Linked DNA regions of Homo sapiens: region 1 is linked to region 2. The links are chromatin loops, found by intact Hi-C in ENCODE. Cell type or tissue: GM12878. All regions are shown on one strand. Region 1 overlaps SH3KBP1 (SH3 domain containing kinase binding protein 1). Region 2 overlaps SH3KBP1 (SH3 domain containing kinase binding protein 1).

Region 1 (4,000 bases), 180 kb before region 2:
AAGCACAAAGCACTAGAGAAATGTACAAGGAGCGGAGAGAGATTGGCCAGTGTCTGAAAAGTGTCAGGGTCATGCACTTAGGCGGGTCCAGGAATGAGGGGTTTTTCTGGGAAGCAGATAGAGAAGTACTGGTCCATTTCCAAAGTCATCCTGAGAAGCATTCCCTAGAGAGATCAGCAAGAAAGAAAGCAGCAAACTAGAGCATGAGCCTTTTGAGGGAAGTCGTTCCCACACAGAGGGAGAGCTAAAAAAGAAGACAGGACAAACAACTAGTACATGAGGACATGGAAACCCTAAAAGAGGAATTGGAAGCCTCCAGCACCAAACCCCACAACGTACTTTTGGATATTCCACATTAAGTTGAAATCAAATAGAAACTGTCGAACATACCTTTTCTACCGGCAGAAAGTCATTTTCTACTTCAATTGACCTTGGTCTTAGTTTGATTGGCTTGTCTTTGAAAATGTCTCCAAAGCCCACTCCCTTAACTTTCTTGGGCTGGATTGCTGCAGTTGCCACTGTCCCGTTGGCACCTTCAGACTTGGTGCTGCTTGAGTCACCCCCATCACTCTCGGAGCCTGTGGTTTCCCTTAAACCTGTCAAGAGTGGGGATGGGGAGAGAAAGAGCTCAGAAATCAGCCAGAGCCCTGAAGAAGAACTTCACAACCAGCCAGGAACCACCTCTAAAAGTGTGACTGGGCACAGGATAACTTGCACTAGGCTTTTGTATTCAGTATGTTGAGTAGTTTGACTGGCTCTGAGTTTTGTTTGATCTCCCCACCCCTTACTTTTAATTTTAAGATGTGAATCAAAACAACTTTTCAGAAAATCTAATTCCAAAGCAGATATCTTTGTACATGTGAAATTCACCCCTCTTTAGCCGGGAGCCTGGTTTTGATCCAAATTTGTTTTCCCATAGCCTGTGCAATAGCAACCCTTCCCACCCACCTTGTTGCCTCCCCACCCAGTCAGTACCACATACTGTACCTCCAATCTCTATGACTCATGTCAATTAGCAATTAGCAATGAAAGTAACATTTCCTAAAGGGAAACTGTAAAGCTAAAAGCCATTTAAACAAATGAGCAATTAAAGAAACCACACAAAATTATAACTGCCAAAGAATTCAATCTTTTTGGATGGCTTCACAAGGAATAAATGCATGCAGACATGTTTCTCTAGGAAAGCATTAAACCAAACTTGACATTAAGACGGTTTCACTAGCAAGACGATCATGTTTGTTAAAGAGGGAAAGGAAGCCGTCCTCCCAGAGGCCAGAATCCCCCAAACCTACAGCCCTTCTTCTCTCCTTTAAACACCAGTGTTTTCCCAAAGCTGAATCCCTTTCCAAAGAAGAACACTGGGGACATGACACTCTTCCTTTGATCTTCTGTGGCATGTGTTTGGAAGTCATAAAATAGTTATTAGCAAGACAACATGGACACTTACCTCCCCAGATTCTTTTTTCCCAAGGCTCTGCCCACAATCATGTTCCTAAAAGGAAGAGCCTATTTGTGTCTAGTTAATTTCTGGGTGTATTCTTCCTTTGATGGTCAGTATATCAATTATGCCATCAAAGGGCAGGATTCAAAGAATATTTTATGGAATACTAAACTCTGTCATTAACCTGTCTCTGAAAGCCTCTAGATGTGTAGAATAGCTCCTGAACATTTACTACATAACTCCTGATCATAACCATGCCCTTGAAATGAAAGTACGCCATCAAATGTTGTTCTCTATTAGCCAATTGTGCATTATCTTCCTACAGGTAAGGTGGCCTCCTAGTCCATAAGAATGATACACCAAATACTTGCTCACATAAAATCTCATAAAATGTGGAAGTCATTCAAATAAGGAAGTCTCAGTGCAGGAAGAAACTGTTAAATGAAAACAGACAAAATATAGAAAGGTCATTATAAACTGCTAACACGTTTCAGAATCAAATCCTTAAAACAATGGTTTTGTTTGTTGTTGTTGTCATTTTCCATAAAATGGTATTTTTAAGCCAAAAGGGTGGGGGAGGAGGAAGGTCCCCAGTGTACATTTTAATTAACTGAAAACCAGCATTTGTGAGCAAAAACACAGGACCGAATGGGGAACAGCCCACAACAAGGGGGTCGGCTGCAATTCACAGGAAGGATTAGAGTGTGTAAACATCAAGAACCCTCCCCCATTAGCTATCCATCTATCCATTTGTGTGTTTATCTGTTCATTGTTTTTGCAAATATCCCTGCTGGAGATATAATTTTGGAGTCTAAATATTGTGTCATTTCCCCCTTAACATGTTCTCATTTTGCCGTATGGATTCTTTCTATGTGATAAATGACTTGTATATTCCTTTCTGGCTTGGAAAGAGCCATTCAAGGGTGAAATAAAGAAACCATTAGTGGAAAGAAACCATCACCACTCCCCTCCCTCAGCACGCTCCCCTCATCACCACCAGAAGGCAGCAGGGCAAACAGATTAGGGCAAGTCTATTTTAGTTTTTCAAAGAGAAGAATTTCAAGGGTTCTTCTATCATTCACCATTAGCTAGAACCATAATATTTTCAGCCACTGCCATCCTCATTTCACTGAGCTTCTGGTTTTTGGGATTTACTGTCTTCTGGGCTCATCTTAATATGTTTATACTAATCACCGTGAGAAATACTCTACGTTACACAGAGAGAGGTTGCACAGTCATTCAACCACACAAGCATGGCCCGGGAAGGAAACACACAGCAGATTTTTCTTCCAGAACTTCTGGCAGGCTGGTTCTATCACTTTTAAGTGTATAAATTAAATATCTAACTATCTGTGTTGGTAAAATAATTCAAAATCTAGTTCCTTCCCTTTAGAGGGAAAGAAAGGTGACTTTTCATTTTCATGTTCATTTAGTGATATATCTTTTAGTGACTCGTGCCCATCATGCACATTATCCCATAAAATGTCCCCATGTCAGGCCCAGAATGCCAGGTTACACTCTTGGGTGGTGCAACCCAGAGTGTGGACTGTGGACGGGGGCTGGTTCATGAAGGGCTCATTACAGGTAGGCAGTGGTGAGAGAACTACAGAAAGTGTGGTGTCTGGGGCGATGCTTTAGTGTTTTAACAGTGTGCACTGGTGTAACTTCCAGACATGTGGCTGGTGGTGGAGTCATCTAAATGACCAGGGCACAGAGCAATCTAGGTGCTGTCAAAACTCCCACGGTGAGGCACAGGCGGCACCCTGCATGTGTAGTGAGGTCATGTGCAGTAGGGCCATGCATCTTCCCATGGTGGAGTGGCAAGGAAAAAAAACTTGACCCCAGTTTGTGAAGCATGGCTCTGGTGTTCATGTTTCAACGTTCTCTCTCATCATATCCATACACGTAGGTATGTATGCATATGTGTATATGCACACAAAGGTGGATGCTTTTCCTTCAAGGTGAAAAAAAAGAACAAAGCCTCCTCAGTTTTGTTTCTGAGAGTCCTTTAACTGTCCAATTTTGTGGAATGTACCCAGTCTTCCAGCATTGATCAGTTGAGATCCATGAGATATTTTTATCTATTTTTAATTTAACACTCACATGGATGGAGCTCACTGTGTGGCAAGAACTGTTCTAAGGGCATCTCATTCATCTCCTTCCCCTCAACTTTTGGCAGCCTTATTTCACAACACAAAAGGCTACACATTGGTCCTGCCAAAAAAAGTCTGCCATGTGGTGATTGGCTGAGTGAGCAAAGCAAAATGCCATTTCTGGCATGGACTTTCATGCCAAATTCTTACTTCTTTGAACCACACAATGACAAAATGGTTTATTGGTTTCCAGTGACCCACTCAGAGAAAGCAATAACCATGAGAGGTTGACATCTCTGCAGGAAGCCATCTTACACCACCCCAGAAGCCCAGAGAAACTGGTACAAATACATATGCCACGACAAATGCTACTGCTCCTTTGTTTGCACGTATGGCTCATGCACGCATATCACATACATGATAGAGGCAGAAAGCAAACAAAAGCGCCAGGGGCTGGTGCTGGGAA
Region 2 (4,000 bases):
TGAAGAACTCTCTGGTGAACTGTTCCTGGATGTTCTTCTGCTCATGCTCTGACTTTCTCAAAACACTGTCATAATAAACAGATTTTATTGTTCTTTGGCCCTCCAAGAAGTCAACAAGCAACATGCCTGGAGCATCCCCAAAAACTGTTGCCCTGACCTTTGCTCTTGACCGCTTTTGCTTTGACTGGACCACTTCCGCCTCTTGGTAGCCACTGCTCTGATTGTGCTTTGTCTTCAGGATGGCACTGGGAAAGCCGTGTTTCATCTCCTGTTACAGTTCTTCCAATAAATTCTTCATGATCTTGATCTCACCTGTTTAGAATTTCCACTGGAAGCTCCGCTCTTGTTTGCACCTGATCTGGGAGCAATGGTTTTGCCACCCATTGAATTTGCTCGGTTTTAATTTTTCAGTCAGAATTGTGTGAGCTGAACCAATTGAGATGTCTGTGGTGTTGGCTATTGTTTCTGTTGTTAATTGTCAGTCCTCTTCTATTAGGGCATAAACAAGATAAATTTTTTCCTCGAAAATTGATATGGATAGTCTGCCGCTGCAGACCTTATCTTCAACATTGTTTTGTCCTTTCTTAAAATGAGCTATCTATTTGTAAACTGCTAATTTCTTTGGAATATTGTCCCCATAAATTTTGTGTAAAGCATCAGTTATTTCACCATTCTTCCACTCAAGCTTCACTATAAGTTTGGTGTTTGTTCTTGCTTCAATTTTAGCAGAATTCATGTTGCTCTGATAGGGGCTCTTTCCAAACTGGTGTCTTATCTTTCTTAGTGCCTCAAACTAGATACTATTCAGACATGTTACAGCCAAGTTAGTGTGAGTTTATTTTGGTGCAAAAAAAAAAAAATTTAAATCCATGAATAGTTTTTTCATAATACCCATTTTCCATGAACTTGTTGAAGTCTCCTCATATAGCTCTGTATTACTTGGCTTTGATCCTTATCCTAAAAGAGGTCAGCTCACAATTGAAGTATCCAAATGAAAAACAAGCACTCCAGGGATGGTGGATCAGCATTTGAAAGACTAATCAGAGTCCATTTGCACCAGAGTTGGTTAATTAGCATGATGAAAACAAGCAGTGGCCCTCTGCTCTAGGAATTGGGTGAAAATATTGTGCCACCATCTCCATCCTCAGAAGAACCGCACAAAAGAATCTAGAAATAACAGCAGTCTGCCCCCTTCAGAGAAGAGGCCCAGGACTGTCAGGGGCCATTGTCAACCACTAAAGGAGGACCCTGTCCCCTCCCTGGGGGTTAGCTGAATCCCGGCACTGGAATACAGTGGCATCTGCCTTGAATGTCTCTTTCCCAAAAGGGGCCCGGCCAGAGGGCTCAAGCTTTGCTGAGCTTACAAAACAGACTGCAGTGTGCTCTCTTTTTTTTTTAAAGAGACAGGGTCTTGCTCTGTTGCCCAGGCTGGAGTACAGTGACAGGATCATAGCTCACTACAGCCTTGAACTCCTGAGCTCAAGTAATCCTTCCACCTCAGCCTCCCAAGTAACAGGGACTATAGGTATGTGCCACCACGCCCAGCTAAAGCAGGGCTCTCTTCATGCCTGCTTACTAACAAGTGTCTGAATGAGTGGCCAAAACGTGTCTGAGACTTGCTTTCACTGTAACATACCTCCCAGTCATGGGACCGTGGGAAAGGATGCACAAAGCTCCCACGTACTATTTCTCAAAAGAACTTGTCAGTTCTTCAAAGTCCAAACCAGTTTAAGTTCACAACAGATTATTTGTTAGAATTCTTGAGAACACATTTAAGGCTCTGTGAGCCTGTACCAGACCGGTTTACATTCTCCAGAGCAGAGCCCTCCTGGGACGGGGTCCCCAGCTGGGCTGCTGCTCTCTCCAGAGAGAGTTGTTTGGACAGTGACACCCAACACCCCCCAACCTCCCTCGGGACACCAAGTGGCCACAATGAACCCCTGAGGCTTTTAGTGGCAAGAGTGCACTGGATGTCCAAAAAGTAAGCAAATAAATTTGTTTAGCCCAGCGTCTAAGTTGACTCAACAGTAGAATCAATCACAAAGCCTACAAACAAAAAAGCCCATGCTTTTATTTTCTTTGGGGCCAGATGTAATCAACCCCATCTTCTATTTTCTCTCTCCCAAGGGGCAGACTCGTCTATCATTTCCTGTCCTCATCCCCCTGCTTCCTCATTCCTCGCTCGCTGGCCAGCCCAGCTGCTACCAGTCATCCTAACTCCCTGCTCCCCTTCACAGCCATCCATCCCCAGGCTCTAGCAGCCCCTGGTAAGAGTCTCAGCTGGGATCATCAAAACTCCAGGACCACCCTACAGAGAAACAAGGTATCTGACAAACTTCACAGTCTAGTGGTCTAAGAGAAACCCTCTCAACTTCCTGAAACTCTGCAAATATAGAAGCCATCTTCCACGTAGGCTGCCACCAAAATGATTGCCCCTTTGGCCCTACCCGACATGGAGATTTAGGAAAACAAAGTCCCTGGTGTGGATTGGCAGAACAACACCCCCCCACCCCCTGCAAAGATTTCCACATCCCAATCCCAAGCAAAAGGGAATGAAAGTTGCAGATGGAATTAAGGTTGCTCATCAGCTGGCCTTACAAAAGGAAGAGTCGCCTGGATTATCCAGGTGGACCCAATGTACCCACAAGGGTTCTTAAAAAGAGAGCGGGGGCACAGGAGAGAAGATCAAGTGACACAACCTGAAAAGGACCTGGGTCACTGTTGGTGGCTTTGAAGATGGAGGAAGGGGTCATGAGCCAAGGAATACGGGCTGCCTCTAGAAGATGGGAAATGGAAGGGAACGGGATTTTCCTTAGAGTTTCCAAAAAGGAATGCAGCCCAGTCAGCACTTTGATTTTAGCCCAGTGAGACCCACATCAAACTTCTGACCACAGAACTGTAAGACAGTAAAATCTGTGTTGTTTTAAGCCACTCATTTTATGGTAATTTGTTAGGGCAACAATAGGAAACGAATATACCTGGTTACCAGTACCACCGCTGCGTCTTTTGGACCTGACGGATAAGCGACTGTTAATGAAGTAAAACTCTCTATGCGGAGCCCACAGCACTTTCAAGTCACTTCCCCCGGAAGGCCGGCACCATGCCCCTAGCACTTATGTCCAAAGAAACCAGTGCCCAAGGACTGAAAACACACTGTGGTTTTGTGTCACAGGGCAACTTCTAAATAGAACACTTTGCCTGTGCCATTTTTGTGAGATATCTGCTTGACACAGATCTTTAAAAAGCAAACCCACTCAGAGTTATTTCTGTAACTGAAGGTGGGCAAGAATGGGGATAGTAAAATGAGACTATTACTTATGAAATGAGCAATGGAAGTTAGGCCTATTCTTATTTATCATTTAATGCATTAATCTGCACCTAAGTATGGTGATGACAATTTCCATTTCAGACCACCCAAAACCCACAGTGCATGGGTCTCGGCCTTGGTGGTGTTCTTTAATGGCCTCAAAGCTGTTTTATGCCAGTCTGTTCTTCTGGTTGTTTGGCTGGTGCCATAAACTCACAGCCAGAATTCATTCTTTGCAACGTATTTTTCTTGTGGTAAGTACCCTAAACCCACAGTGAAACAGAATCCTGCTTAATAGAGGGTGGAGGTGGAGGAGGGGAGCCATGTGAAGGTCAGCACTCCCTATTTCAATAGATTTGGATTCTCCTTCCAACTAGCTGGGAGTGGAGGTTCAAACCTTAACAGTGTTCAACTGACAAAGGTCTTGCTCAGTGATTCTTATTGCCCAAGCTTGAAAGTAGCTACGGATCACACAAGCTGGCCTAAAAATAAAAAGCAACGATTTCCAATGCCAGAACAGTGGGGCCATTTAAGCTCTATTTTTAGCAAGTCTCGGTTACCTGGGAAGCAGCATATGGCTCCTATAATTCTTCAAAGAGTGAGAGCATTAAAAGATTGAAGTGCCTGCGATGAATGGGCTGGTCCCCAAATGACTGTACACACACTGACCAAAGGAGACAGCCAACACCCCAG

What was found. Hi-C counts contacts between places; a loop is a spot of excess contacts. Peaks named below come from ENCODE experiments on the same cell type or tissue, not always from the same donor. Only the 100,000 strongest peaks of a DNase experiment are listed, where the experiment ranks them.
Region 1: it touches region 2 in a loop (2.3-fold over the local background); 1 of 110 quality-filtered maps calls a loop at or near these places.

What each region holds. Positions count from the first base shown.
Region 1 is chrX:19,683,433-19,687,432 of GRCh38, forward strand. SH3KBP1 (SH3 domain containing kinase binding protein 1) reads right to left here. Exons shown (of 18, transcript NM_031892.3): 6 at 391-596. Among named protein-coding and RNA genes, the nearest start is that of MAP3K15, 170 kb to the left of the region's middle. In GM12878, a CTCF peak has its summit at 2,444 (motif pointing right); no DNase peak of the experiment used is centred here; H3K27me3 peaks cover 120 bases.
Region 2 is chrX:19,861,816-19,865,815 of GRCh38, forward strand. All of the region lies in intron 1 of SH3KBP1 (SH3 domain containing kinase binding protein 1), which reads right to left. Among named protein-coding and RNA genes, the nearest start is that of SH3KBP1, 24 kb to the right of the region's middle. RefSeq lists enhancers at 741-1,347, 1,592-1,891, 2,262-2,311. In GM12878, no CTCF peak of the experiment used is centred here; DNase peaks (open chromatin) are centred at 1,756 and 3,209; H3K4me3 peaks cover 2,137 bases; H3K27ac peaks cover 4,000 bases.